Linked DNA regions of Homo sapiens: region 1 is linked to region 2. The links are chromatin loops, found by intact Hi-C in ENCODE. Cell type or tissue: endothelial cell of umbilical vein. All regions are shown on one strand. Each heading gives the region's core, and the rest is flanking DNA. Links, peaks and the distances in the headings are about the cores only.

Evidence for each region. A loop is a pair of places that touch in the nucleus more often than their neighbours do. Peaks named below come from ENCODE experiments on the same cell type or tissue, not always from the same donor. Only the 100,000 strongest peaks of a DNase experiment are listed, where the experiment ranks them.
Region 1: a loop joins it to region 2, with 1.9 times the contacts of the local background. A loop is called at or near these places in 4 of 110 quality-filtered maps.

What each region holds. Positions count from the first base shown.
Region 1 is chr4:128,371,883-128,387,935 of GRCh38, reverse strand. No RefSeq gene overlaps it. Among named protein-coding and RNA genes, the nearest start is that of LINC02615, 48 kb to the left of the region's middle. RefSeq lists an enhancer at 1-266. In endothelial cell of umbilical vein, for the core only: a CTCF peak has its summit at 7,886 (motif pointing left); no DNase peak of the experiment used is centred there.
Region 2 is chr4:128,510,598-128,526,650 of GRCh38, reverse strand. LINC02615 (long intergenic non-protein coding RNA 2615) reads right to left here. Exons shown (of 9, transcript NR_125882.1): 7 at 15,006-15,240; 8 at 10,653-10,794; 9 at 7,253-7,895. Among named protein-coding and RNA genes, the nearest start is that of LINC03140, 52 kb to the left of the region's middle. RefSeq lists enhancers at 8,432-8,481, 8,024-8,785, 8,700-8,844, a cis regulatory region at 8,767-8,777 and a silencer at 9,754-9,833. In endothelial cell of umbilical vein, for the core only: no CTCF peak of the experiment used is centred there; DNase peaks (open chromatin) are centred at 5,270, 7,090, 8,680 and 9,400; H3K27ac peaks cover 4,045 bases.

The DNA.
Region 1 (16,053 bases), core at 4,167-12,166, 140 kb after region 2:
ATATATGAGCCCCACACTATGTGACCTTGGGCAAGTTACTTTTATAAACTTCAGTTTTCTTATCCAGAAAATGGGAGCAATAGAGTTCCTTCATCTTAGGGTTGTTATGGGGATTAAATGAGATAATGAATGCAAAGAATGCCTGCCACGTGGTAAGTACTCAATAAAAACAGGATGGTGGATGGATCTTCTTAACCCTGGCCACATGCCTGGAACCCAACCTACCACAGTGGTTCTCAACCAGGGGTGATTTTGCTGGTTGCATTAACTGAGAGGGGCTGTGGGGCTACTAACCTCTAGTGAGTAGGGGCCAGGGATGCCACTCACCATCCTACAATGCACAGTGCAGCCCCGCAATAAAGAATTATCTTGTCCAAAATGTCAACAGTGCCAAGGCTGAGAAACCCTGTCCTGCTAGTAGCTTCACTTGACTTCCTTCGGCCCATGCTGCTACTGTGTCCCCCACGTTGGAGTGGCTTTGGAGCCCTTCCCAGGACCGGCCCATCCCACTGTCTCCTGAGCTCCCATTTGTGAGACTGTTTGTCAAAAGGCCGCCAGGCTTTAGTGCCCTGACCTGAGTCCATAACAGCAGGAGACAGGCAGAATCACCAGGCCTCTCTGACCAGAGACAGGCAAGAAACTGCCTCCTGCAGGGCTGTGGCAAAGAGCCACGTGAAAACAGGCACAGCAGCCAGTGGAGCGTTCCACCCAAACTGGCTCCACACCAGGCCCAGACCATGAGTCACCACCACATGCTGCCGCCTCTCGCCACGACCTTTCTTTATCCCTTCATTAGCCATAAATCTTCAGGAGCAAAACAGCAGAGAACAGACTGGGAAGGCCCTGGCAGAATATCACACCAGGCAAATGCCCAAATCAAAATTCAGAGTTAAATGCCCGGGCCCTGGATGAATGCCAGTCACGGCAAAGCAAGGCTCCCCCGAGCCATCCCTGCAAACCAGGGAAGTGGACAAACGGAACCTCCACTCTTGCCATAATTTAAATCATGTGACAACACTGGGGCATCCTCTCCAAGAGAAGAAACAGATGTGTTTAGCAATACCCAGATGGCTGGAGACAAACTGAAGAACCTGTGCAATGTTTGCCTCTAATTCATGCTTGCACCAAAAGTCCCCGACTCCTCTAATGTCAAATGGAATTAATATTAAGTCTTTCATGCAGTGTTGTGAGAAACAATTGACACAAGTTATTAAGTGGTGCTTTGACTCAAAATAAAGCAAATTTGGCTTTTTTGTTTTCTGGTTGTTTGCTTCCTTTTTAGAAGCAAACCATAATGCTGGGGAAAAGCCTGGCAGAGGCAGCTCCTCCTACACGGAAACTTTACTCTGCCCAATCTCACTGGAATTGTCTTTTTCAAAGTGTAGTTTCTAAGCACCTGTGTTAGAAGTACCTAGAGAGCCAGAAAACAAGCAGATTCCTGGGCCCTACCAACAACCTACTGAATTGAAATGTTTGTGAATAAGGCTTTGGAAGGTGCCCTTTTAACAAGTTCCCCACTTGAGTTTTATACCCCCTAAAGTTTCAGAACCTTGTAACAGTGAATAAACCCTGGGACAGCCCAGCCACTGCCACTATTTCCAGCAGTAAGAAGACAGACTGGGTCCTTAGCTTGCTTCTTTCCTCTGCCAATGGTACCCCATCTTATGCAAGTGAAGCTTCTGGACAAGACAGGACAGACCCGGAATGACTCATCTGAGCTAAACTGTCCACCCTCACACTGATGTTTATAATACTGACAGCAGCAAATTGCCATTTGTCCTTCTTGGTTTTGTAATTTATGTCAACATTCTCAAAGTTAAAAGAGCCTGAGTGTTTCCCTTTCACAGCTGGATGCTGACGGCTCTGAGCAAACTCCCATCTCCATTGCTTGTTACCAGGGAACTCATGATAAACAAACAGATCTGACCTTAAATCAATCTCTCTTCCCCTCACTCCTCCCCTCACCCACAACAACTTTTTTGAGTATTTAATGTGTGCTCCAGACATTCACATACATTTTTCTTGCAAAAGGTCTTGTGAGGAATTAGCTCCATTTTACAGATGAGGGAACTGAGCCACTAAGAGGCCATGTAAGAAACAGAACTGATGCTCGACTAGGCTTTCTGACTCCAAACCCAATGCTCTTAACAGCTAAACTACACTGCCTCCTGCTGTCTCCAGGAAATGATAATTCAGTGTAGCCACCAATTGACTGTGGTTGTCTAACCTTTAAAATCTTCTAACCATACCATTAGCAAGCACAAACAAGCAGACCAAGTAAAGGAGGATTATTTTATGACTACTCGACCATCCAGTTTCATCAATTCATGAACTTCTGGGATAATACCAACAACTCACATTTGTTAAGCACTTACTGCTGCAAAGAATTCTTCCAAGTGCTGAAAGTACTCGTTTAATCCTCGCAACCACTCTTGGAGGTCAGTGCTACCATTGTTCTCTCTTCACAACTAGGAAGATGTAATACAGAAACGTTTGCTAAGGTATCTAAGGTCACACAGCTAATAAGTACCTAAGTTGGGAATATACCCAGGAAATAAGGCTGCAAAGCCATACTAGTCAAAGTTAGTTAAAGCCTTAACTAACCCACTTTACTGTGTATTCCAGAGTTAACACAATGACAGTGTCAACACATCTATGCAAACAATGAGGAGAGCGGGACACACTCTTCCTAGATCTTTCTGGTGCCTGAGGGAATTGACATTGTTTTGAACCATGGTTTCAGAAATGCTACAGAAAACGGAGACCCATAAAATGCTGAGCACATGGAAGATGAAAGCTCTAAAATGGTGTGGGATTCCGTCATAAATAAAGTCTCAGAAAGAGTTCAGGTCTGCAATGTGCTTTCAACTAAGGGCAGGGAGAAGCTTTGTTATGATTATTACAATCTAATTTAAAGCTGAAGCCAGGCAGGAGGGAAAAAAAGAAAGAAAATAAACTCTCCACTAAAGCTGTCAGCCCAGCTGTAGCCTCCAACTGTTTTAGTCACTAAAACCTCATATTTAATGGTCACTTTTATAACGAACACTAAGAAAGAAATACAAAGCTCTAAATCAGACTTTATTTCTTTAAAGATGAACAGAAATCGCATTGGAGGCGTCGGGAAGGCCACTGAGAGACGGTGCCACCATGCTGCCCTTCCCGCTGGTGATGGTGACATAACCATCAAGCCAAACCTCTGGTCTAAGGTAGTCCAATAACCTTGAAGGGAATCCCAACTGTGTGTGCAGAGTCCAAATCATTCCCAACACCAAGTGACAGCAGCTTCTATCCATCTGGCCCAGACCTAGAGCTTCTACATTCCCATTTCAGAATGATCATCTTTCCCATTCATAATTTGTTTAACATGGCGTTATTGCCACAGGAAGTAAATACTGGGTGGCCAAAATGAAAGTCTCCCATAAAACTTCTTAACAAATTGGAGCATTTATCTGCTAAGCCTCAAGAATGCAGTTTATCTCTGATTATGTATGACATCTTTTAAATTCTTCGGCTCAGAAGAACATTCCAGAGATGCTACTATGGTACTATGGTCTGTCACTAATTGCAGAACCAAAAGAACAAATGCTGAGACCATATTTGGCCAGAAGATGTTTTCTAACATTTATGAGGTAGTGTGATCAAACTAAAATCTGGGAAACAAAACTTCAGCAAATGAGTAAACTCCTTATGCTTAAATCCCAGCCCCAGGGTTCCCTCCTTCCCTGACTTTCCTAGGACAAGTCAGTCACTCCATCTTCTGGGTCGCACTGCATTCTCTTCATACCTCAATGATGGCATGGAAGATATTGTGGTCTAATTATCCTTTTTCACAATGTCTGTCTCCCTTACTATCTACATGATAGCTCCTACAAGGAAAGGGCCAGTGCCTTATCATCTTAATGTCCTCAGCACTTAGCAGAACTGGCAAATAATAGGCACTCAATAAATATTCAGTGAAAAAAAGAATGGGATCTAAAATGAGAGGGCAAAACCCATCCATTCAATTCAAAATTTTTGTTGTTGTTGTTGTTTTAGAATTAGGGTCTCACTCTGTCACCCTGGCTGGTATGCAGTGGTACAATCATAGCCCACTGCAGCCTCAAACTCTTGGGCTGAAGAGATCCTCCTACTTGAGTCCCCCAAGTAGCTGGGACTACAGGCCACCCACTACCACATCTGGCTAATTTTTTATTTTGTTATTTATTTATTTATTTATTTATTTTTAGAGATGGGGTCTCACTCTGTTGCCCAGGCTGGAAGACAGTGACACAATCATGGCTTACTTCAGCCTCAACCTTCCGGGCTCAAGCAATTCTCCCACCTTAGCCTCCTAAGTAGCTAAGACTACACGCAGGCACCACTATGCCCAGCTAATTTTTTATGTTTTTGTCAGAGACAAGGTCTTGCTGTGTTGCCCAGGCTGGTCTTGAACACCTTGCCTCAAGCGGTCCTGCCCTGGCCTCAAAAAGTGCTGGGATGATCCCCCACACCTGGCCTCAAAGCAATTATATCAATTAATCCTGTGGTACTGGGTCAATAATTTTGTGGCTCTATCTTCTGATTTGGCCTGTCTCTGGTTCTATTTCTGTTCAAGTGTAATCCCTTTTTTTTTTTTTTTTTTGAGATGGAGTCTCACTCACTCCGTCACCCAAGCTGGAGTGCAGTGGCACCATCTTGGCTTACTGCAACCTCTGCTGCCTGGGTTCAAGCAATTCTCCTGCCTCAGCATACCAAGCAGCTGGGATTACAGGTGTTAGCCACCATGCCCAGCTAATTTTTTTGTATTTTTAGTAGAGACGGGGTTTCACCATGTTGGTCAGGCTGGTCTCAAACTCCTGGCCTCAAGTGATCCGCCCACCTTGGCCTCCCAAAGTGCTGGGATTACAGGCATGAGCCACCAAGCCCAGCCTCAAGTGTGATCCTTACACCAAAGACTTGATCAGGGATCCTAAAGTTGATGTAACACACATAAGTATATAGGTTTGCAATACATTGACATACTATTAGGTTGGTGCAAAGTTAATTGCGGTTTTTGCCGTTAAAAGTAATGGCATTAAAAGTAATGGCAACAATCGCAATTACCTTTGCATCAACCTAATATTTACTGGATTTCTCAAACCAAAAAAACAAGTAGTATATGGATACTTCCATTTTCATCAGGAAATTGTGTCTAATGAATCTGAGACTGTTTCTTTCCTCCTTCCTCTACCCAGAGGGCAGACAAGTCTGCATGGCCATTCCCACACAGTCCACAGGAAGCCAAGAGTAGGATGGATCATTCGCTCCGTCATTATCCCCTAACTTTGCACCAATCCCTTCAGCCCTATTCAGTACAAACGCATCGTGACTCCACTTCCAGGTTACCTTCTCCATAAAGTCCCCTATCCTGGGGCAAGGGAAGCCTGGATAGAGGCAGGACCAGAAGAACAAAGTTCTGTCATCTTTGCCCCAACATGCCTCTTTCCAAATCCCATAGCTCAAGTGTGTACTCCTGACATAAAGCCACATGCCAGAGTTCTCTCCTCTTCTACCACACAGCATTCATCGCCCTTTAGTTCCTAGATGACAGCAAAGATTTATTAGCATGTGAAAATGCCCCAATCCACCCACAAGTAGAATTATCTTTGTCAGCCCATTCGTAAATCTTTTATGATACAGAATCAGAGAATGGGTAAGAAGTCCAGAGAGGTGTGAGAAAACAGGGAGACTAACCAGAGAAGCTAGGTCAGTCTACATAAGAAAGAGCTGGGAGATGCAGGGCACAAGGGGGGATGTCAGTAGACATGTTGGGAAGTAGTGATTCAAAGAGAATTAGAAAGGAGAAGAAACAAGATTTTATGATGTATAGCTGGCAGATAAGAACAAGTTCTCCTTTAATGTGTTTTGAGAGGCTTGTGTAAAGATTAAAATCACTTAAATTACGTTTGGTTTAGGCTGGGCATATTTATAGGAAATTCCATGCAGAGATTGGCCATTTGGGCTCTCAGCTTGTTTTAGAGTTCTACCTGCTATGACCTAATGCAGTAACACCTTTCCAGGTTGGGAAACTTGTCCTTGTGAGAATCACCTTACCGCACCCTTTATAATATAATCCATGAGGGGCAAATTGGGATCCACAGAGGATAATTAGGCTCATTTACAAGGAAGATTAAAACTAACCATTGTGGTATATAATTCACTGTTGGCCAGGCACTGTGAAAACTGCTTTAAATGTATTTGCTCATTTATTTGGTAACAAATTTATTTTTATTTTATCCTATCTCATTTCAGAAAGATAAAAGCAGCTTAGAGGAATACTTAACTACACAAAATACAATAAATAAAAAGTGAGAGCAATTTTTTTAAAAATTGCAACGGTGTAAACTGATCCATGTATGAGGCCAAAAATGTATAACATAATGACATGCACACTTGATACTGATGAACCGCACACTTGGCTCTAGGCTTTCTAGCAGCTAGTTCAAACAAAGAAAACCAGTCAGTTATGCAAATTACCAAATCCATAAGATTAAAGCACAGCAAGAGATGTGAAGCTATTCCTGGTATAAAGGCCAAATAAGCATTTCTCCAGTGGAGAGGAACCATACATGATGGACAAAACAACTCCCTCCACAACATCCATAAATAGAGTTTCAAATACACATTTCAAAAGCTATTTCTTATATTGACGTTGAATATAAGCTGACAATTTTACAACTAACTAAAAGCAAGTCTACATATAACCCTGTGAAGTGGATATTGTTCTCTAATCTGGTAGGAAAAAAATAAGACTCAAAGAGGTTAACTGATGTGTCCACAGACACACTCAATGAAGTGCACACTCACTCAGGTTTGTGCAGCACCACCTGACTCTGAGTCCCAAGCTCTTCATATGACCAACACTACTCCAGCAAGGCCAAACCACAGAACAAAAGGAGTCCTCTTTATCAAAAGTTATTCTCCACCAAAGTCATCATGATGCACATGCATCTTCTTCTCAAAAGACTGGAAAATAGGTTTCTTAGGAGGCAATATTATAAGTCTCTGGTGTATGAGGCAGGCCCTCCTCAACTTCAGAGTGGCTTCTAGCATCTATGTTCATTTAAGTATTTAAGTGTCACTGAAGCAGGTGGCACCCTGAGTACCAGCCTGCAGAAGAGGTCAACCCTGTGGGGTGGGGGGTAACCAAGACCTGGTTATGTTGGAGGTATCTTCCCTGGTGCCCTCTCAGGACCAGCAGGTGAAGGCATCTCTGGGAATGTTTCCCTCCCCTTGTAGCACTGGGTGACAGGAAGAGATGCTCATGAGAAGAGGAACAGGAAGGGGAGGGGGGGAAGGCTGGCTGGGTCACATTGAAGGGCTCTCAGTGGCAGGTCCAGGAAGCAGGGATGTGTTTCTTACCCTTGAGCAGCCATGAGCAGGGCAGGAACAGCTGGGCAGCAGTCCTCAAGTCAGAACAAGAGGGCTTCTTCCCTGAATCACATTCCCAGCCCCGCCCCAGACCTACTGGGTAAGAATCTCAGGGCGGGTTGACCCCGGATGATTCTCATGGTCAGAACACTTGAAAACTGGAGTTAGGACTTGCAGTCAAATTGGTTCTTTAAACTCACAGATATTTACGAAGGGCCCCTCATGTGCCAAACTTGAAGTGAATCCCAGGGAAGAGGGAGGAGCACCAAGACAAGACCTTGTCTTCAGACTACAGTCATTGGAGACAGACATTTGAAAAAAACACAGAAATATAGACACAGTAGATTGTGCCTTTCTCTCACCTAGAATCAAGTCTTTCAGCTTGCAGTGCAATGTACTGAACTTTCCAGGGCCTGGGAAGCTCAGTTTTAAAAAGTATGAGGAGCTGCATTTCAAAAAGGCATAACCTGAAAAGAGGAAAGCACCCTCTGGTGGCCCTCTGGGTGGCAGCACCTGCAGGAACCCCCAGTCCTAAGTAAGAGGGCAGATGTGGCTTCAGGCAGGCGGCCCCAAGGCAGGAGATCCCAGAGTAGCCAGAACGTCCACAGGCTCTGTTGTGTTTCCGTCCTAAATCTCTCCTCAGTGTCAAACCAGTCACTCTGTGAGAAGACATTTCCCCCTGTGTCCATTGCTAAGTGGGTTTACTTCTGAACACCTGGCCTCTGCTGTGGAGTCAAGTGACATAATCTGTAGTTAAGGCATGGCCTGAGTCCATCTCTACTCTCCCCCGACTCTAACATGCAACAGCGCCTGGAACACAGAGGTACTCAATATAAATGTGATGAATAAATAAATGAACTGCACTATCCCATCTAGCCTGACATTGTCTGCTTTGTAGGACCTAGGGAAGGCTGGACAAATATCACAGTGGTTAAGTCCCTGAATTCTCTGAAAATAAATGACTTCTTAAAATATTTAAATATAATCTATGTCCTTCCTAAGAGTCTCTATGAAAAGAATAATATTCACAAGGGGTATACTTTGTGCTTGGAGCTAAGCCTGGTATGGCTTAATTTGCAGTAGAGTAACATGTAAATTTATGATAATAAATTATATTATTTAAATGAAATTATAAAAATAAGAGTGGCTCACTCATATTCAACTTTCATGAATGCTGACACCTCTTGAAGAACATGGAGGCCTGATTTGTATTCAGGCCTGAATACCAGTGTGAACCACAAGAGCTCAGAGACTGCTGGTTTGAAGTATGTCCATGGGAAGCCCAGTCAAATACCTGCATGGTATACTTAGCATTTTCAGCACATCTCCATTCAAGAAGCCATGAGGAAATCCGCTCAGTGCAGGAATCTGGGTTATGACATGGCACCCACAAAGTCACTCAACACTAGCTCTCAGAGACCACCAGGAAGAAAGGTCATAACAAGAAGGAACAGAAAAGGCGTACATTTGATGATACGGTGGAAGAATTAGAAGGGCAGAGAGAGAGAGAAAAGCACAGAATGGAAAAAAAAAAACCCTCAAAGAACTATTTGAAATGGTGTTTAATCCGCAGAATCCAAAAGTAAACAAACCAGTCAGTAGCCTCTGAAGGAGGGAATTGATTTTGAGACATGTTGATTATGCCTCTAACTCTTAAGCTTGTGAAATACTCTACTGAATTAAGAAACACCAGAGGCTGAAAAGTACTTCTGGCCAAAGATGTAATCCATCTGAGTTGAAAGGCCACGGCAAACCAGCGGAGAGATGGTTGGCTAAGTAGTTCACCACTGCACAGCCATGGCCTCTCACTGGATTCTACTTCTAGTGCTAGGAGTCTCCTCTGTCCACCATGTCTGGCTGAGCTCAGGGCATGGGATTTAACATGTGCACCTGTGGGATGTTTGCAAGGGGGCTAATGCTGACCAGAGAAACAGCTTCATTCACCTCCAGATGAGTGACATCAAATCTTCATTATTCAGAATTTTGGAACCCTGTCTTTGAGGTTTGCTGCCTATAAAAAGCCCACATTACTCCCAACTACCATCCTCAGGAAATACATGGGAGAAGTGGTTAAAAATATTAGCTTTGGTAGAAAAGCTGAATTTTAATGTTCACAGCACGAAGAAATAACAAATATTCAAGGTGATGATATGCTAACTGATATGGTTTAGCTCTGTGTCCCTACCCAAATCTCATCTCCAATTGTAATCCCCACATGTTGAGAAAGGGAGGTGATTGGATCATGGGAGCAGTTTCCCCCATGCTGTTCTCATTATAAGTGTTTGGGAGTTCCTTCTTCCCTCTTCTCTCTCCTGCCACCTTTGTGAAGAAGGTGCTTGTTTCTCCTTCAACTTCCGTCATAATTGTAAGTTTCCTAAGGCCTCCCCAGTCACATGGAACTGTGTGTCAATTAAACCTATTTCCTTTATAAATTACCCAGTCTCAGGTATTTCTTTATAGCAGTGTGAAAACGGACTAATACAGGAAATTGGTACCAGTAGAGTGGGGCACTGTTATAAAGATAACCTGAAAATGTGGAAGCAACTTTGGAACTAGGTAATGGGCAGAGGTTGAAACAGTTTGGAAGGCTCAAAAGAGGACAGGAGGATGTGGGAAAGTTTGGAACTTCCTAGAGACTTGTTGAATGGTTTTGACCAAAATGCTGATAGTGATATGGATAATGAAGTCCAGGCTGAGGTGGTCTCAGATGTAGATGAGGAACTTCTTGGTAACTGGAATAACAGTGACTCTTGCTATGCTCTAGCAAAAAGACTGGCAGCATTTTGCCCCTGCCCTAGAGATCTGTGGAACTTTGAACTTGAGAGACATTATCTGAAATTGGAATTTATGTTTTAAAGGGAGGAAGAGCATAAAAGTTTGGAAAATTTGCAGCCTGACCATGTGGTAGAAAAGAAAAACCCATTTTCCAAAAAGAAATTCAAGGTGGCTGCAGAAATTAGCGTAAGTAACGAGAAGACGAATGGTCATCACCAAAACAATGGGGAAAATGTCTCCAGGGAATGTCAGAGAAATTCGTTGCAGCCCCTCTCATCACAGGCCCAGAGGCTTAGGAAGGAAATGGTTTTATGGGCCAGGCCCAGGGCCCCCGCTGTTGTGTGCAGCCTTAGGACATGGTGCCCTGTGTCCCAGATGCGCCAGCTCCAGCCACTGCTAAAAGAGGTCAAGGTATCAGCTTGAGCAGTTGCTTCAGAGGGTGCAAACCCCAAGCCTTGGTGGCTTCTCCATGGTATTGGGCCTATGGGTGTGCAGAAGACAAGAGTCAAGCTTTGGGAGCCTCCGCCTGGATTTCAGAGGATGTACGGAAATGCCTGAATGTCCAAGCAGAAGTCTGCTGCAGGGGGTGGAGCCCTTGTGGATAACTTCAGCTAGGGCCATGCAGAGGGGAAATGTGGGGTTGGAGCCCCTACACAGAATCCCCACTGGGTCACTGCCTAGTACAGCTGCAAGAAGAGGGCCACCGTCCCTCAGACTCCAGAATGGTTGATCCACCGATAGCTTGCACCATGCACCTGGAAAAGCCACAGACACTTAATGCCAGTCCATGAAGGAGCTGCTCAAGGCTATGGGAGCCCACCCTTGCATCAGCATGCCCAAGATGTGAGACATGGGGTCAAAGGAGATCATTTTGGAGCTTTAAGATTTAATGACTCCCATGCTGGATTTTGGACTTGCATAGGGCCTGTAGCCCCTTTGTTTTAGCCAATTTCTCCCATTTGGAATGGGAGCGTTTACCCAATGCCTGTATCCCCACTGTATCTAGGAAGTAACTAACTTATTTTTGATTTTACAGACTCATAGGTGGAAGCGACTTGCCTTGTCTCAGTTGAAACTTTGGACTGTGGACTTTGAGTTAATGCTGAAATGAGTTAAGACTTTGGGTGACTGTCAGGAAGGCATGGTTGGTTTTGAAATGTGAAAAGACATGAGATTTGGGAGGGGACAGGGCAGAATGATATGGTTTGGCTCTGTGTCCCCACCCAAATCTTATCGCAAATTGTAATCCCCACATGTCGAGGGAGTAAGCCGTAACCCCCACATGTCGAGGGAGGGAGGTGATTGGATCATGGGGGTGGTTCCCCCATCCTGTTCTCATGATAGTGAGTGAATTCTCACAAGATCTGATTATTTCATTAGTGTTTGGAAGTTCCTCCTTCACTCTTCTCTCTCCTGCCGCCTTGTGAAGAAGGTGCTTCTTTCCCCTTTGTCTTCCACCATGATTGTAAGTTTCCTGAGGCCTCCCTAGCCATGTGGAACTGTGAGTCAATGCAATCTCTTTCTTTTATAAGTTACCCAGTCTCAGATATTTCTTTATAGCAGTGTGAAAACAGACTAACACACTAAGTTGATCACTACACATTGTATACATGTATCATTCTGGATATGGGATATCATTGTATCCCATAAGTATGTACAACTAAAAATAAAAGATAAACAAGATATTGGTTTTGAAGTCAGGGAATCAAGGATTAGAATTCTGGGTTTGCCATTTAGTAGCCATGCAACCTTGGGCAGGCTTATTTACTTCTATGAGCCTTAATTTCCTCAGGGTTAAAATGCAGATTATAATAATATATCTTAGAGGTTTACTGTAAAAACCAAATGATATGACATAAGTAAATCTGTTCGCAAATGCTAGGAAATAATAAGCTTTCAATACACATTTTTTAAAGTTCTAGTTCTTAACTGAGTCCAAAGATATCAAATGACTTTCCTGAGGTGACATAAAGGCAACGCAGCACCATTTGCTTCTCAATATCACGGATTGGTTTCAATTGCTACTTTTATTATGTATTATTTATCCTCTCATCTAGCTATTAGCAAATGTGTTAAATTTTAAAAGAGCCTTGTTTCATCTCTCTCAAACATTTCAACCTTTTTGGAGAAATCGTTATTAACCATCACTTGCTGCTCATAAACATTCAGTTAGGCTGACATACAAATGTCAAGAGTTCAGACATGTAAATGTTAAAATAATTTTGCCAGTAAAATTTCATGAGTTTCCACATAAAGTGTTTCAATTAACTCCATTTTGTTAGATGTGATCTTAATCCCTAAAACAGCAATTAATCTCAGCTAGTAGTATTCTGATTGTTTTTTCATCAAGCTTAAAATGCCCTTAAAGACAGGTTTGTGGCTTGCACTTCCTTCATATCCTGCACAATCTCTGGTATAGCAATAGGCCTAAGTAGATGTTTGATATCCATCTGATCAGGCATATCTTTGGTATCAATAAATGCAAGTTCAGGGAAAAAGAATAAACCAAGTCTCTTTCTCAAACTAAAGGCTAAATTATAAGAAAATTTTAATTGTTCCAATAAAAGCAATTAATTTGCAGCTACTGTGACAAAATAAGACTACACAGACAGAGTGAACCAGCCTCCTTGAGTTACTCAGCCCAGTGTTCTCACTGGTCCATGAGAACGTACAGTGAGAACATACAATGAGAAGGAGAGATGCTTCTTATTGTTAAAAATATATATATAGTAATAAAAACCATTTAATCTAAACTTACAGTTTTCAGCCTATGGGTACACATGAGATGTCAGTGATAATAGTACCTCCCCCTTAACTGGCTTGTTGTGATTTGAATAATGAAGAACTTCAACAATGCCTCTTTTGTGCCACCTTTTTAGCTGTCACTCATGTGACCACAGACAGTCCTCCAATGGCCTTTTCTCTGCCCACCCTTTACACTACACTTAAAGTCACAGAATGCAGCCCCAAGCCCATCCATGAAGATCCTAATTCCTTGCCTTAAATTGTATGCCTAGTGTTCACAAACCTATAAACCCACCAGATGCCAAAATGGTACCCACCAGATGCCAAAGTGGTTCCCTTCCATGCTCTTGACCCCAGCCACACAGTGGTCCTCACAGTGCAAAGCCACAGTCCTGGTGTCCTCACCTACCAAGTCCACATATGTCATAATATTGTGATTAGATATGTGTGCTCCAGGGTCAGACCACTTAGGAGAGAATTCTGGCTCTAAAACTCACGAACTCTGTGAACTAGGGTAAATTACTGAGCCTGTCTCTTAGCTTCAGCTTCCTTATCTGTAAAATGGGGATGATACAACTGGGGCTTATTGCAAAGAGTGAATGCAGTAAGGTACATAGTAGCTAGTATAGTTTCTGGCACATAAGAAACACTCAATAAATGTTCATTATTATTATATTACACCCTGAGAATAAATCACTAGAGTTATGCTCTAACATATGATTTAATGGCTGGCTGACATAACTGCAGGGAAACCCTAAAAGTGAATCCTTTTTTGCCAGGCATTATATTAGGCCCTATCATATAGTTTAATATTCACAAACACTGAAATAAATATCGTTATCACTGTTTTTACAGGTTCATAGAAGTGACTTACCCAGAGTTAATTTGCCTATACAAAAGAACAGCTAATAGCTGTCCAAAGTCCCAGTTTTCTCCACTAATTCATGGTGCCTCTCTCACACTTTGGAAAACTTGAGACCTTCTCATTGGTGCTACAGTTAACACTGAAATCAGCAACACACTCACAGGTTTAATCTGCTGTCCAGAAAGTTGCCCTGACTCCTACCCACTTCAGCTTCTGTCCACAGTTCATAAGGATGCAACCATCTACACAGCTGCTGGACTGTCATCACCTTTGAAGTTTTATTTATAAGTCCACAAAGCATGTGTCTTTACAAAAGTAATGGGTGGGACCCTCAAACACTAATGACTTCCCAGCAGGGGCACAGTTGTTGGTTTATCTCAAAGGCTTTGAACCCTGGCTCTTCCAAGCTTCTTCACAGGGAAAGGCTCTAAATCAACTCATCCTTTATGAGCCGCTAACTTCCTGAACTGGAGTTGGAGGCCTCCTTATTTGGAGGAGACAGGGACGGGTCTGGGACAATGTCTGAGCTGTCCCTTTCCGTCTCTGGCATGGAACACTCCCTGGGGTTGGGAATGTGCCCTCCTCCCCTTGTCGGTGAAAGCTGCACCCCTCTCATCTCTGTGCACAAACACCATCCTCTGTGCTGCCTCCTCGGTTTCCTCCACTGTCAGCAAGTGTCATCTTCGATACTTCAGGGGGCTAAATCCCAGCAAGACCTTGCTGAAGTTCTTCCCCTAATGAAGATAGACGGGCACATTGAAAAGATGATCTGAGTCTCCTCTAGAATTTCTTCTCTCAATTTCTGTATTCTCTTACGAACAAAGTACAAGGTTTTTTACTCATTCTCATTTCCAGAGTCAGAATGTTTCATTACAACAGATGTGTTCACTTGATGTGGACAAATCTCTTCTTTTTAGTCAAAAATTCTTATTACTACAGTAATGGATCTGCATTTGCAAACTGCTTAGAAAACAGGAACAGCCAGCCGGGTGCAGTGGCTCAAGCCTGTAATCCCACCACTTGGGGAGCCCGAGATGGGCGGATCACGAGGTCAGGAGTTCAAGACCAGCTTGACCAAAATGGCGAAACCCCATCTCTACTAAAAATACAAAAATTAGCCGGGCGTGGTGGCAGGCACCTGTAATCCCAGCAACTCGGGAGGCTGAGGCAGGAGAATCGCTCGAACCTGGGAGATGGAAGTTGCAGTGAGCTGAGATCGTGCCATTGCACTCCAGCCTGGGCAACAAGAGCAAGACTCCATCTCAAGAAAGAAAGAAAGAAAGAAAAAGAAAGAAAAGAAAAGAAAAGAAAGAAAGAAAGAAAGAAAGAAAGAAAGAAAGAAAGAAAGAAGGAAAGAAGGAAAGAAAGAAAGAAATCAGGAACAGCCTAATAAAAGCCATACTTTTTTCTGAGTTCCTTGGTATTTTTTATGTTCCTCTATTACTATTTTTAAGACCATTGTTTATATATCTGGTTCTCCAGCTAGTCTGTAAATGCTTTAAGAGCCAAAACTTGGTTTTATTCATTTTTGTAACCTCAGCAAAATGCTCAGTTTCCTGAAATGCAGCAGGTGATCAACAAATGTCTGGATGAATGGATTTAATAGAATCCTCAGACTTTAGAGAAGGAGAGCCCTTGAGCAAATCTAATCTGAATTTTTCTCATTTTACAGTACTATCTTTTCACTGAATTCCAATCAGGCTTAAAGATTACAGAGATGGCAATAGCATCAATTAACTTCTCCTATTCCTTCCTTTTGTGGTCCTTCTAGCCACTCAAGGGGCATGAAAGGAGTTCCAGGCTCCTCCATTCAACCAAGTTCTTTACAGTTTATCAAGTTTCCCCAAAATAATATGCTTGGCCAGTGTCAAGTTGAGGGGCTTTTCTAATGCTGTCTTATTCTCCTCTTGGAGAGTCCAACCTTGCAAATCTTTGTAATATTCACGTTTATAATAATATAAGTAGCAGACATTTATTGAAAGGTACTCCATGCCAGGCACTGCGTTATGGCTTTACATACATTGTCTCATATAATTCTCATGACAACCCTATGAGGCTTAGACAAGATAAGTGGTTGCCCAAGATGACACAGCTAATAAGTGGCAGAGCCAGAATTTGATCTAAGTCCAGCTTCTGAGCCCTACTTGTTTAATCTAATCTAGCTGAGAAAATCACCCATATTTTTCTCATGTAGCTATTTTGAGGGTTTTATTCTTAAGGGTCAACTGCTTTTATTATATCATGAATATGAAGTATTTCTAATGTATTGATGAAAAGTA
Region 2 (16,053 bases), core at 5,036-13,035:
ATATAGGGTCAATATATTTGAATTAAAGAAAAGATATTTTTCATCATTAAACCACCAACAGGACTCCAAGTAGGAGTTTACACTTAAGCACCATATACATTCCCTCATGACTTTGAAAGCTGAGCTGTATAGAAAAGTGTTTCACAAAGTGTGTTGAAATTTTAATTGTGTTCTCACAGCCATGTGTTCAGGGCAGCTGCTGCTGTTACTCAATTGCACTATCACTGCTGTGAATGAATATTTTATACACTGCTGTTTTCCCACACAGTTCCTTTGATTAAATAAAACTGGAATGTGTAAACTCAAGAAATAACTGAAAAAACTCAGTTCTTAGAAACTTTGATAAGAAGCAATTGAGCAAACCCCTACTCTGAAGTCGAGTGTGAGAATTTACTTTTGTTCTAGTACAGATGACAGATGTGGAATAACAACCTATTTAAGGGAGTACCCTTAAGGTGAGCAGCCTTAAATAACATAGAGATGACCCAATTTTCCCTCCTCAGGAGGTGAACAGGCACCCAGGAGGAAAACCACCTTAAAGGTAAACAAAGAAACAAGCCATTCTTGTTCCTCAGGATTTCCACAGATTAACAACAGTCCAAACAAACCCCAAATGCAAACTATTTGGAATCTCCAAATGTTTAGAACTGAAAGAGGCCTTAAAAGACATCTACAAAGAGAAAAGGAGACTTTTACATGGATATGACATAACCAAAATTATACATTGCTATGATTTAAAAATAAGGCATAAAGCCAAATTTTTAGGCACTCAGTAATATAGTGACTGAATTTAGCCTCTATGTGAGACATTTCAGCAATTACTAAAAAGCACAACGAACTTAAGGAAATCTAGCGTCTCCAAGTGTAAGCCATGAATCTGCCCTCCTTCTAAAACTAGAGCCACCATAGGTAGTGTTCCTTTTGTTTTATTTATAAAGGACTATTCAGAGGTAACCTACCAAAGTCAAGGCGAAAGAGCCTACAGCAGACACCAGTATCTCAAACCTAAGATTGAGAAGGGCACACTGGTATTCAGGACAACTGGGACTTCTATGTGCAAGTGGCTGTGACATGGCAAATATAGAGGAAGAGCTCTGACTGTAGCTGCAGGACGTAGAGAGAACCCCGCCCCCCGCCCCCGCACTTTTCCATTATTAATCTGCTCTGTCTCAAGGGAGATGACAAATACTTAAATTTTTTTTTTTTTTTTTTTTTTTTTTGAGACAAAGTCTCACTCTGTCACCCAGGCTGGAGTGCAGAGGGCAATCTCGGCTGACTGCAACCTTTGCCTCCAGGGTTCAAGTGATTCTCCTGCCTCAATCTCCTGAGTAGCTGGAATTACAGGCGTGCACCACCACACCCAGCTAATTTTTTGTATTTTTAGTAGAGATGGGGTTTTACCATGTTGGCCAGGCTGGTCTCAAACTCCTGACCTCAAGTGATCCTCCCGCCTTGGCCTCCCGAAGCGTTGAGATTACAGGCTTGAGCCACCGCACCCGGCAAATACTTAAAATATTAGGAAGCTTGATCACTTACAAGGAGCAGCTCATCTGGGAATACACTTCTCATTCACCCTAAATTCCAGAACTTCCCTCAGCCCTTAGGATCACGCTTAACTTGCCAGGCAGTGAAGTTACAAGGAGGGGGTGGTCGTGGGGTAGGGCCCATGGAACAGTCAGCCTGTGCAGGTGAAAAGGGGGTGACTTCAGAGGACTCTGCCACTCTATCACTCAGGTTCCCTAGAATGGCGGTCTCATGGGATATTGTCAAGTGAATGTTTCTTTTTTTTTTTTTGTAGGAAAAAGTTGACTCTTTAGGACAATGAAGTGATTCTAAATATGGTGAATGTACTTTTTCTTTTTCTTTTTTTTTTAAGTTGGAAGTCATCCTAGCAGTTAGTTGTTCTTTGAGATGGAAACTTTATCCTCATAATTTAATTTACTTGGACTGCACAGGAGTTTTCGAATTAAACATTGTCTCTAACAGTGTTACTAGTGAATTTACCATTATTTCAAGTTTAAAATGCAGCTTTGCCCACAGACAGCCAAGACAAACCCAGGACGGCCAGCTTTAGCCAGCCTGGGCCAGCCAAGGCCCTCCTTCTCCAGTCAGGAAGTAGATGCTGGAATGCCTATGCCTGGGTCACTGCGTTAGGTCCACCCATAACTCTTAAACAGGGCTGACTCAGCTGCTAGCAGGGCGAGGCCCTGAGTGGGTGCCAAGCAGACCTTGTTGTTCTCCTGCTTGTGCCCCGTTCTTTCTTTTTTTAAAAAATTTTCAACTTTTATTATAGATTAAGGGGTATGTTCCACGGGTATATTGCATGATGCTGAGGTTTGGGGTACAAATTAGCTGTCACCCATGTAGTGAGCATAGTACCTATCACAATACTTTTCAGCCCATGTCCTCTTCCCTCCCGCCTCATCTAGCAGTCTCCAGTGTCTACTGTTCCCATCTTTATGTCTATGTGTATTCAATGTCTAGCTTCCACTTATAAGCGAGAACATGTTATTTGGTTTTCTATTGTTGCACTAATTGGCTTAGAATAATGGCTTCCAGCTCCATCCATGTCACTGCAAAGAGCATGATTTCATTCTTTTTTATGGCTGTGCAGTATTCTATGGCATATATATATATATACCACATTTTCTTTATCTAATTCATGTTGATGGGCACCTAGGTTGATTCCATTTCTTTGCTATTTGTACTCCATTCTTAAGGCCATCCTGGCATTATCCTAGGCCAGGCTCCGCTTCACTTTTCTTTTATGGGACAACCAAGCAATCCAGTTGAGGAACCCCTTACATTTCTGACAAATAGGAGAAACTGGTAAACTGTCTGAACCAATTCCCATCAAGGCCACCCTGATGCAGAGCTGATTCTATCATGTTTGTGTGGTACAAAGGTAGATTTGGGCCAAAACATAGAATATAAGCTCTGTGAAAGTAGATGCTTGTGTGCATTTTATTCAGTTCTGTCTCCCGAGGCTCAGAACAACACCTGTCATATAATAGGAGCTGGACAAGTATTTGGTGGAGGTAGTGCTGATCCAGAGGGGATGATGAGAGTACAGACCAGAAGGAACCAGGGCTCGGCAACATGGGCCTGGGCCTCATGAGCTAGAAATGGAAGAAGGGTAGCTGAACCTGGTGGAATTCAACACTCATTGCGGGCTTTTAAAAAACCAGATCATCAAGGTAAATCCTACCTTATTAGTGTTTTTTCATTAATTCAGCAAACATTTATTGAGTACCTGTGTTGTACTAAGCACTGTCTAGCTGCGAGGCACACCACAATGAACAAGACAAAAATCCACGTCTGCAAGAAGTTTCCATTCTAGTAGGGAAGACAGGCAATAAACATGCAGGTATTTTGAAGAATTTTAAGTGTGAAGAAGAAAATAACCATTAAAACAGATAGATGCCGGGTGCGGCGGCTCACACCTGTAATCCCAGCACTTTGGGAGGCCGACATGGGCAGATCACCTGAGGTCAGGAGTTCGAGACCAGCCTGGCCAACATGGTGAAACCCTGTCTCTACTAAAAATACAAAAATTAGCCAGGAGCAGTGGTGTGAGCCTGTAATCCTAGCTACTCAGGAGGCTGAGGCAGGAGAATTGCTTGAATCCTGGAGGTGGAGGTTGCGGTGAGCCGAGATCACCCCACTGCAGTCCAGCCTGGGTGACAGAGACTCCATCTCAAAAAAAAAAAATAATAAAAATAAAAAACAAACAGAGTGGAGCAGGGACAATATTATTGCTCTTGCTAGGATAATCTGAGAAGGATTCTCTGAGGGTCTGATATTTGAGCTGGCACCTGAATGCTGAGAAAAAAGGCAGGGATTTTCTCAAAGAACATTTCAAGCAGCAAGAGCAAAAGCCTTGACACACGGTACATTTGGAAGGTCAAGGGACAGCGAGTGTAGGTAGAGATAGAGGCTGAGTGGGGAATGGGAGGAAGGTTGAGTTGTGTATCCTTGTAGCCCTGGGTAAGAAGCTTACATTCTATTTTAAGTGAGAAAAGGGAAACATAAAAAGAGCTGAAGCAGGGGAGTAGGTTGATCTTCACTCATTGAAAAAAATATTTCTAGCTGTGGTCCGAAGATTGGCTATGGGGGAGGAAGAGAGGCCAGTGAGAAGGATGCTACATGCCTTGGCTGGGCTGCAGCCAGGAGGTGCTGAGAAGTCATCAGCTTGGGATACCATGTGCAGCTGCAGGACCTGCTGATGGATTGCAGGTGAGGTATGAAATAAAGGAAGGGAGGAAGGAATGAAGGTGACTCCGAAGATTTCCAGGAAGCAGCTGAGTGGATGGTGGTGCTATTTACTAATCTGGGAAGGGTAGGGATGGGGTCAGGTGAATGCAGAACCTCTTTTAGCCACAAAGAGTTTGAGGTTGACATGCACAGTCTCATGATGTCAGACAATGGTTCGAATACGGAGATCTAAGGCATAAGAAGAAATAGCGACTGAGGAGTCAGCAGCGTATTTGTGGCATGGAAACTCTGGATGAGACCACCTAGGCAGACGCACTCAGCATCAATAGCATCTTTCACAGAACTGACCGCCTCTAATGTATCACTCCCCAGTATCCTGTTAGCTCATAACCTGACTTCTTTCAGACCTATTCTCAACTCTCTCATTGACGTAATGTGAAGAAAGAGGAAATAATAGGGACAAAATGTCTGATCAACATAGAACTTCAAGGATGATGAAAGTTCCTTTTTAAACTAGATAATCTAGAGGGGAAGACAGCAAACTATAAAAGCAAAATGCAAATTATTATTCTTCTTGAACCTGGTTTCAAGTCTGTTTTCCTAGTGACGCTAATGCCATCTGAAATGCTGCGGGTGAACTAGGACAGTGCCTCCAAACATTCCCTTTGAATGACATCATTGATTCTAGGCAAAGAATCAAGGGATCTTGGACAGCAGGACTTAGGAGATAAGGAAAAGGGAAACCCATTAACATTTAGGTAACATACACATTTAACTTCTTGTTTTTTGCGTTTTTAAAGTATTCTATTCTTAAACCTATGATGCTTCATTCTAAATATATTTTATTTTCATTTTAAATTGTAAGGTCTCATTGAATTTGCTGCAGTGAGCTTCAAAGTCACATCTGTAATTATGAGGGGAAAACTGAAGCGTAAAGTTCTATAACAAATAGATCTAGTTTTCTGCTTTGCCACTGGGAAACTAAGCAGATTGCACATTTTGTTTCATAAGGAAAATCCCCCAGAGTCCTAATGCAAAACCTATGTCATATACATGACTCCACTTTGAAACAATGGAATCTCATGGTGCAGCCAACCTTTGCAAAACAAGTCAAGGAATTTTCCATGATGCCAAGGACTCTAGTTGGAGTTTGTAGTATATCAGGCCCCATTTTCCCCTGTTATTCAGCTCAAAACGTAAACAAAAAAGAAGGGGTGGAGAGGAAGAGAGGAAGGAGGAAGAGAGGGAGGGAGAAAGTAAAGAAAAACTTTACCCCTAGAGATCAAAGGTTAAAACTTAGCTCTTCCCTGGAATTGTCTGATCTTGATTCAAGGGCATAGGAAGTGTATGGCTGCTCTCATTTTATACCAGAAAACAGCAGAGTCCCTGATTCTTTGCTCTAAAACCACTATAAAAGGAAACTGGATCTAAAATCCTGTTTCACCCTGAATTGAGAATCCATCTGTGCACTCTGAGCGCTCTTCCTCACCCCACCCTTCACCGAACAGAAAAAGGAGGCGGGCAGTCCAGTGCTTTGCACATCCCTACCACAGGACCACACTACTGCTAAGGTGTTTAAAAACCAGGATCCTCATTTTTGCTCATTCTCAAATGGCTGCTTCTTCAGACATGACCCAGCCCGTTGCAACCAAAATACTACTGAGTTTTATCAGATCCACTCTGAAGTCTGCCCGCTCTTCCCTACTCTCCTCTCCAACCATTATACTCACTCCACCTAGCACTGTCTCACCAAAAAGAAGCTCTTTCTTGCCTCTGTGCCTTTGCACACACATTGTCCCCTCTCTGATCACACTTATTTGTTTCACCATGTCTGTGTCCCCCACTTACATGTTTCACAATCATACCCCAGCTGGTCTAGCATCACAACATGAGAAAGGATCACAAGTAGAATATTTTTTAAATTCTTAGCTGGGCAAGGTGGCTAACATCTGTAATCCTAGCGCTGTGGGAGGTTGAGGTGGGAGGATCACTTGAGCCCAGGAGTTTGAGATCAGCCTGGGCAAATAGTAAGACCCCCAAATCTACAAAACATTTAAAAACTGAGCTGGATGTGGTAGCACATGCCTGTAGTCGCAGCTACTAAGAAGGCTGAGGCAGGAGGATTACTTAAGTCCTGAATTTTGAGGCTGCAGTGAGCTAAAATGGTGCCACTGCACTCCTGTCCAGGTGACAGAGTAAAGACCTCATCTCTAAGAAAATAAAAAGTCAAATATAAAATAACTGGCTGGGTGTGGTGGCTAATGCTGATAATCCCAGCACTTTGGGAGCCTGAGGCAGGAGGATCACTTGAGCCTGGGAAGTCGAGGCTGCAGTGAGTCGTGTTCATACTACTGCACTCCAGCCTGGGTGACAGAGTGAAACCCTATCTCAAACAAACAAACAAACAAAAATTATCCCCAATTTAGGTCCTTTGGTGGGTTGAGTGTCTTAATGGCTCCAGCACATCCATCACTTTTGCCATGTACCTTGGCAGTGCCCTCTCAATCTGAGGGGCATTCTGCCCCAACTCACCTGACTGTGGCTTTAGCCTAGTGACTGATTTTGTCTCATGGGATGTTGGCAAACATAATTCAGGCAGAGGTTTCTGAAAGTGCTTGCACATTTCCACTTAGATTCATGTGTCTCCACCACTGCTAAGAGAGCATGCTCAGGCTGACCTGCTTGGCTACTCACACGGCAGAGCCAACGTGCCGCAGCCATCCCAGCCAAGGCTACTGTGGACCAGCCAATGGCAAACAATCCCCATACATGTGAATGAGCCCTGGCACCACCAGCAGAGCTGCCTAGCCAACTCACAGCCGACTGCAGATGAGTGCAGCGCAGAGCAGCCGAGCCCAACCCAGAGCAGATTCATGAGCTAAATCAAGGTTCAGCCAACTATGGCCATGGGCCAAGTCTGACCCACCATCTGTTTTTGTATGACTTGTGAAAAAAACTCACAGACCATTCAACTTCGTGGTTGAAAAAAATCAAAGTATAATATTTCTTAACATATAAAAATTCCATGAAATTCCAATTTTAGTGTCCATAAATAAAGTTTTATTGGAACACAGTCATGCTCCTCCATTTGCATAGCATCTAAGGCTACTGTTGTGCTACAAGTTCAGAGTTCAGAGACTGTATGGCCTGAAACACCTAAAATATTTACTATTTGGCCCTTTAAAAAAAAAAAAAGATTGTCAATCCCTGAGCTAAATAAATGTTTATTGCTGTGTGCCACTGAAAGTCACCAGTGATTTGTTTTGCAGCATCACTGTAGCAAAAGTTTACTGACACATCTTCTCATCTGAACAGCCATTTCTTTACCTATTTCCCCCACAGAAAGTACTGGTGGAGCAGAAGAAGCCCAACGTCAGAACAAAGCCAGCTTCCCCCTCCTCCTTCCCACCGTGGGCACAGACCCCATGTCCTGGATTGATGGCTGGGATGATGGGCTGTAACAATGAATGCCAGCATATCAAAAAATGTCAGATTCTTCAGTGGGTTCCTGTCTAGGGAGCAGACAACACCAACCACTCTGCCACAGTGACCAGTGAGGATCCAGAAGTCCCCTCATCCTGCCGACAGTGCCACAAAGCTTATGAACAAGGGTTTCCATCTATCACCAGCTGCACACTGAGAGGTCAAACTGCATAGGAGTAGAGGCATGAAGAGGAAACCTGAAAGATGAAAAGAAACTTTTAGCTCAACCTAGATAATTACATTGGAACTAAGTTTACAAGATTGGGCTAAAATTGAATTCCCACTCTGGGGTCCAGTGGTGGAAATTTGAGAGAAATATTCCACCAGTTAATAAAAAAAGTTGTTACATTTTTTATTATCTCTGAGTGTATTGTGAGTGAATTTTGCAAATCTGATATGAATTTTTGTAAAATGAATACACAGATGAATAAATGAATGAATGAATGCGAAACTCCTCATCATCCTGCCATGTACTCTTCCCACCACCCGCTGGCATTTCTAGCCAGTGAAGGCATCAATCCAGAAACAACTCATTCCTCATCTTGAAATGCCTTCCAACTTCTAGGAGCAAGCAGCAACTTCTAGGTCTAGCTCCCTCCTTCAGAAATGCCTAAACATTCGCCTACATTCCCTGGTCCCTTGGCTCAGGAATTTTGTAGGTGGTCTCAAAGCCTTGGATAAATTTACATGAAACAGGCTGGCATCCTCTATGTTAGAGGAGTTTGGATCTTTCAGTAGACTCTAGCCTTAAACCTGTACCAAAAATCTTTTGAGATTATAATGAGGCAATGTTTTCCCCAAGAGGAGAAAAGGTCAGATTCCCACATCTGGAGTTTGACCTTTGTGCATGTTGTCATTTCACCCACCACAGGAAACCTTTCTAGGCTGGGCTAAAATGTGTAACTTCTCAACAGTGTGGCTGGTAGCAATCCCACCCAGCTGTGTGGAATGGGAAGTGAAAGGGCAATTAATATTCTGTTAAAACTTCAGGGGGCTGCACTGAAGCTGGCCAGATAGCAAGGCTGACTCATCACGTTAAAACCCAATGCAGTATTGTCTGCTCACTTCTGCTGACTCACTTGTCAGCCCTAAGCTATGTGTACCCAGGCAGAGCTGCCAGGTCTCACATCCGCCTTTCCAGAGTGTTACCCTTCTGCACCAGCCATGACCATTCACTCTCTGGAGAAGCATTTATGATCAGCCATGGATGATTTTAAATGTGTGAAGAACTGTTTCATGGAGGGAGATTATCAGCCTCTTTCTTACATTGTTTTACATGAAAACAACATGAACAGCAACACAACTGACACTGGAGAAGAACCATAGTTCTTCCAAGCTGGAATGGAGCCTTAGAGATCAAGCTAGATCTTATGAGATCTAGTGGGAAGGAGGCTAGCACGTTGAATAAGAGCTTTGAGTCAGGCGACCTGAATTTATGTAGCCTTGGACACAGGTAGTCGAATTATAAGTAGTAGGCTAATACAGCTGTTAAGCAACTTTAAGCAAATTGCTCAGACTCTCTGAGCTTTGGTTTCCTTATCTGTAAAATTAGAAATAATTATAGCACCCACCTCATGGGGCTATTGTGAAGAAAGGATGAAAAGAGATCAAGTATAAAAGGAATCGAGTGCTGGGCACAAAGTGCTCCATATATTGTAGCTATTAGTAAGGCTGATGAGGCAATTCATGGAAACCTCTTTCCTGGAAACAGGATAGAACCTACATGTGTTTGGCATTAGATTAGTAAAGGGTAAAAGAATATCACTGCAAGCTGGGTATTGATGGGGGTGGGGAGGACAGAGAAGGAGGAAGAATTGCCCAGGGAATGCTGGACCTTCAGTATTTTGAAGGGCCCTGCTTTGGGGCCCAGGTGGGGAAGTATCCACCTTTCCATCCTGGTTTTAGGTCTGCTGAAGATAGTTATTCTTTTTTTTTTTTTTTTTTAAAAAGACCCTTCTGATTATAAGTCTTTGTTTGAAGACATTGCTCAGATTTCCCTTTAAGGGCCTCATTTAAATGTACACACAAGGCAGCACAGTCCAGTTTTTTAAAAAAAGCCTGGCTAGTAATGACATACAGAAACTGATACTTACATGATACTGTTAAGTGCACTCTTTTTAAACCACTAATTCTTATTTCACAGAAAGTGGTCCTTATGTCAACGTCCTTAAGAGGTCCAACAGCTTGTATAACCAGCAGACCTCATGGTTAGTTAGCAGCTTTCAGGACTTGAATTCCCAGTGATAAACAAAAGAATTCCGAAGGCCACAATCCATAAACTCTCCATAAAAACATATGGAACTACTTAAAAAGGTTGGCTCAGGGCTGTTGTTTTGAAAACAAGCATCCTCAGCCAGAATCTCTACTGAGTGCTATTTACTGAATGGTTGAAGAAGGGCAAGACCCCATGGATGCTGTAGCGCTGCGTTTCAGCAATCGCCAACATTTTGCAGATATTGCTCTAAGCCTCCTGATATCCTGGGAAGGATGCAAGAAGTCCGTACCTTTGCATCCATTCCACTCAAGGCATTGGGGCTACTCATGGAGGAGCCTGCACACCTTAAATATCCTTCTACACATGTGATTCCAAGATCTTAGGCCTCCAAAACTCTCGTTTACTATTCTCGGAGCTTTCTGATTACAATTCCCCCAGCAAGATTCAACTGACTGCTCCATCCTTTGCACCTCAACAATAATCCATCAAAATTTCACTTATAGAATAGATGATTCCAAGCCAGTCTCCTATTAGTGAACTGTGTTCTTTGAAAGCAGCAACTTTTATCTGCTTCTCCATATCTCTAGGATTTGGCTTAGTAGGTGCTGGACAATTCTTTTATTCTTGTATTAATAAAATCTAATTAATTACAATTATAAGTTAATGAGTAAATTGATTAGGCCCTGACCTTTTGAATCAGTCTAGAGCCAAGACTAGAACTCAAAGTTCTGATACTTACTCTGACTTCACAAGGACTTCACTCGTACTTCACAAAGATTTCCAGTGAACCCAATCATCGCTCTTGCTGTCAGATGTCAGATTAATGTGGCCACCAACATGTAGATATAGGATAGGTTTTGGATCCATTGGCCATCATACTCCTAAACGTGAACATAGTCAACTTACCTGGTTTTTCTATGCTGTTTAAGGATCAAGAGAGAATCTTCTAGAACTTTGTCTTGGTTCCAGAACAACACAGATTGTCTCTCTTTTTCTAAAACTAATAATGAGGCTTTTTTTCTCAGTATTAAAATGTTACTCAAGACTTTCTGTTTTAATAAAATGGGAGAGTAAGATAAATCTCACTATTAAAAAGCTAGAAATACTGGATAAAATATAAAATTTGAAATGTTTTATATTCATGCTTAAGCTCTCAAGAAAGAAAAAGAAATACCCAGGCATCAGAAACCAAGAGATAATTGAAAACAGAACAAAGTTTTAAGGTGTCAGTTCATGACGTAGCTGTGCTATGGAGGTGGAAGGGTGACTATTATTATTATTTATTAATTTTTTTGAGATGGAGTCTCGCTCTGTCACCCAGGCTGGAGTGCAGTGGGGTGATCTCGGCTCATTGCAATCTCCACCTGCTGGGTTCAAGCAATTCTCTTGCCTCAGCCTCCCAAGTAGCTGGGATTACAGGCGCATGCCACCATGCTCAGCTAATTTTATTTATTTACTTTTTTTTTTTTTTTGTATTTTTAGTAGAGACAGGATTTCACCATGTTGGCCAAGCTGGTCTCAAACTCCTGACCTCATGATCCGCCTACCTCAGCCTCCCAAAGTGCTGGGATTACAGGCATGAGCCACTGCACCCGACCAGTGATTACTGATTCTGTTCACCCAAGGGCTTGTGATTTCACGCTCATGTGGAAACATGAGGTAAGCACTGGGCCCAAGTGGACAGGAAATTGGAATTGAGAACCTTGCATAGAAGCTAGGTTCTACATGAAAAGGTAGTCTACATATTCTACATGAAAAGGTAGTCTAAGTAAAAACCCACCCATTCACATAGGTATATGTCAAGGAAATTGAAAACTTAAATGAGTAGGTTAAATAGCAGATTTGATATAGCAAGATAATTTATAAACTGGAAAACAGATTTTAGACATTACTCAATAGGCACAGAGATATAAAGATCTGGAAAATATGGAAGATTAAGGGACATGGAAGACGGAAAAGGAGAACCAACAGATTTAATTCCAAGAATGCGAAATAGAGGAAAATAAGACAGGCAATACTTGAAGAGATAATGGTTGAAATGTTTTCATCAATGATTAAAACACTTGAATCCTGAAGTTCAAAAACTGTAATGAATTCCAGGAAGGATAAATAAAGCTTAAATGTAACAAATCCAAAGCAAGCCACAATATAATGCAACTGCAGAACTTCAAAGACACACATCTCAAAATATTATAAAAATACTATAAAAGCAAAATCATCAACCTAGAATTCTATACCCAGCTGTATTTAGTTTTCTAGGGCTGCCATAACAAAATACCTCAAATTAGGTGGCTTAAACAACAGAAGCTTATTTTTCACAGTTACGGAGCCCAGAAGTCAAAGATCAAAGTGTTAGTAGGTTTGGTTTCTCCCTGACTTGAAGAGCACCCTCTTCTTGCAGTGTCTTCCTGGGGCCTTTTCTCTGTGCAAATGCATCCCGGGTGTCTCTTCTTATAAGGACAGTGATATTGGGTTAGGCCCCATCTTTATGACCTTAGTTAACCTTAATTACCTCTTTAAAGGCCCTGCCTCCAAATACAGTCACATTTGCCCTTACAGCTTCAACATACAAATTCTGGAGGAACACAATTCAGTCCATTGCATCAGCTAAGTCTCATTCAAAAGTGAAAGTAAAATAAATACATTCCCCAAATAAAAGACCAAGAAAGTTTACTGCTCATTGATAGTGATGAAATCAGCCCCTCCATAATTGGCCAAACTCTATGCTATCATTTTTAAAAATTAAGATTGAACAGACAAAAATGTTTTAATGTTCTACTCCCTTAAACAACTATCACAACCTCTTCAGAGACTTTCAACGTCATATTCCCCTACTTCTTCAAAGAATCTCCTCCTCCTTTTAAGATGTACATTTGAATCTCTTTTTGTGTGTTTATTTCAATGCTTTTCAGTACTCTTATTTTGAAAATGTACATTTGACTCTCCTTTGAAGTTTGTTGGCTTATGAGTACTGGACCACCTCAATTTCTTTGTGGATCCCAAGGCAACTCCTAGAAGAGGTAGATGTGTGAGTACAGGGAGGGAGGAACCTTATATTCATACAGAAAAGAGAATTTATGGAATTAATTAAATCATAAAATTAATGTTGACCTGAGCTGTGGTAGGTAGTCCTGGACTCTACCTGTTCATCTTTTTCATTTCTTCTTGCATACAGATCTTAAGTAAATGACAAAAAGCCATATTTTAAAATTTTGAATCTGTAAGTTATCTAAAACACAGACCTTTATAGAAATAAATGCTAGGGATATGTTGCAAAAAGAAGAAAACTTTAACCAAAAGTATAGAAGTGGAATGCAAAATGCAAGGTGATCAAAGTAATTTGAAAACACATGGGTAAATTTAAACAGGCATTGGCAGTATAAAATAATAAAAACAATAACAACGATAATAGTTACAATGGTAATAACAATATCAGTCAGCATCCAGTCATGAAACAGGAACCTAAGTCTTTTTGACAGAGGGAATTTAATGACTTATGTGGGTCATGGAAGCCCAGAGAGGTCAAACAGGAAAAGAGTGGCAACCCAGACACTAAAAACAGCAGACTGCTGCTACTCTCCCTGGGCTGCAGAAGCAGGGCTCAGAAGCCAGGCCATTGGGCAAGCACCAAAACCACAAAGTGAATGACACCCAGTGGGAGCTGGAGTCAGGGAGGAAACACAGCCACCACCAGAGATGCTAGAAGAAGAAGCATCCAACCTTCCACCAATGTCTTCCACTGACAAAACTCACCTAGATAGCAGAGGACAAGGGAGCCTGGAAATGTGGTTGGCTGTAATACAGAGTAGAATAAAAGAAGGGCAGGAAATGGATCTGAAAGCAAAGGCAGCTGATTAGCACAACAATAATGACTGTTAGGGTTTCAAAAAAAGGATAGGATTAAATGGATAATAAAGGACAAGATAGAAAGGGGGTGATCTAGCAAATAAAAAATTAGTAAGAATTTTAAAAATTTGAGCCAGCCGGGCGCCGGTGGCCCACGCCTGTAATCCCAGCACTTTGGGAGGCCAAGGCGGGCGGATCACAGGGTCAGGAGATCGAGACCATGGTGAAACTCCGTCTCCCTAAAAATACAAAAAATTAGCCGGGCGTGGTGGTGGACGCCTGTAGTCCCAGCTACTCGGGAAGCTGAGGCAGAAGAATGGCGTGAACCCAGGAGGCGGAGCTTGCAATGAGCCGAGATCGCGCTACTGCACTCCAGCCTGGGCGACAGAGCAAGACTCCCTCTCAAAAAAATAAATAAAAAAAAAAATTGAGCTGCACAAATTAAGAAGCTTGATTTAATTCAGAGCTGCTCACAGTTGTGCCAGACTCCCTGGAATGCCAAGAATCAGTTACAGATGTGCTGTGAGATATTAATCCCCTTGGCCCTCAGGGCAGTCTGGCAGGGCCTGGCTGCCTGGAGCCTCCAGGCTGTTAGAAGCCTTATCCAAGGCTCCTTGGAGGGAGGATGGAGAAGAGCAAGGTCTGACAGGGAACCCCACAGTCCCTGGAGATGTTGAGTGCAATGAGCAAAATGGAGCCCTCACTGCTCTGCCAGATGCACTGTGCATGGCCAAGGTGCTCTACTACCTGGAGATGTACTTCAGCAGGCACTGCAGGGCAAACCCCTGCCCTCTTGAGTCCAAAGGGCTCATGGAGCTCCAGGGGAATGGATGCTCCAGGTGACTGAGGAGCAAGGAATACAACCCAAACTGCAGCATGGGATGGAGAGATGGGGAAAGGGGACTCCTGGTAAGTGCTAATCCAGGCATTGGTCCCAAATACCTGTCTTTACATATATATATATAAATATATATAAATTTATATAAATATATATATTTATATATATTTATATATATATATATATATAAATACTATTCTGTCATCCATTGCTGTGTAATAAACTACCTCAAAACACAGTGGCTTAAAACAACAATCATTTCATTATCTGTCATTATCTTCTGAGTCAGGACGTTGGGCAGGACTTAGCTGAGCAGTTCTTTTCCTCCATTTGAGGTACATATACTTGGTATTATTCAGTTGGTGGCTGGGCTGGGCTGGAGGAATCAAGACAGCTTTTCTCACATACCTGCTATTTTGACAGGATGGCTAGATGGCTGGACTAACCAGGGCCCCTCTACCTCTGCATATAAGGTCAAGTCTTCTCCACAAGGTCTCTCCAGCAAGGTAGTCAGATTCTTATACAGCAACTCAGGCACAAAGAGGCCAAGGCAGAAGCTTCCAAGTACTTTTAAAGAACAGGCCTGGAAACAGCACAGCATCACTCTTCCCTATTCAGTTGGCCGAAGCAGTCACAGGTCAGCCTAGATTCAAGAAAAGGGAAAGTAGACCCCGCCTCTAAATGGGAAAAATATCAAAGAATTTGCAGTTTTCTTTAATCCACCATTGATGCTTTTTTCTGTTTGTGACTAATATGAACTTGAATGGCCTGCAAGCTAGAGGTAACTGTTCTAACAGTAGATTTTCACAGTAAAACTTCACTAGAATTTAAAAATACTTGGTATGTGAAATTTTATTTGGATTTGAAATTTATTTGTCCTGTGTATAAGTCAGAGTTCAGACAGAGAAGCGGAACTTTATGGGGATAAGATGGCCAGACATCCAAATAGCTAGATAGAGAAAAAGACAGATGATTAATAGATGATAGATAGATAGATAGATAGATAGATAGATAGATAGACAGACAAGGATTTCACCTTATGCAACTGTGGGAGCTGATTAAACAATCTTTTTTTTTTTTTTTCGAGACAGAGTTTTGCTCTTGTTGCCCAGGCTAAATAGAGTGCAATGGTGCAATCTCTGCTCATTGCAACCTCTGCCTCCCAGGTTCAAGTGATTATCCTGCCTCAGCCTCCTGAGTAGTTAAGACGATTGGCACCCACTACCACGCCTGGCTAATTTTTTGTATTTTTAGTAAAGAGACAGGGTTTCGCCATGTTAGCCAGGCTGGTCTCGAACTCTTGACCACCTCGGTCAAGAGACACCCACCTCGGCCTCCCAAAGTGCTGAGATTACAGGCGTGAGCCACCGTGCTTTGCTGTGGTTGAACAGTTTCTATTACGCTATTATTTTTGCGTCTAATGCTGGATTTGAAACCCAAGAGCAGGCAAGGTGCA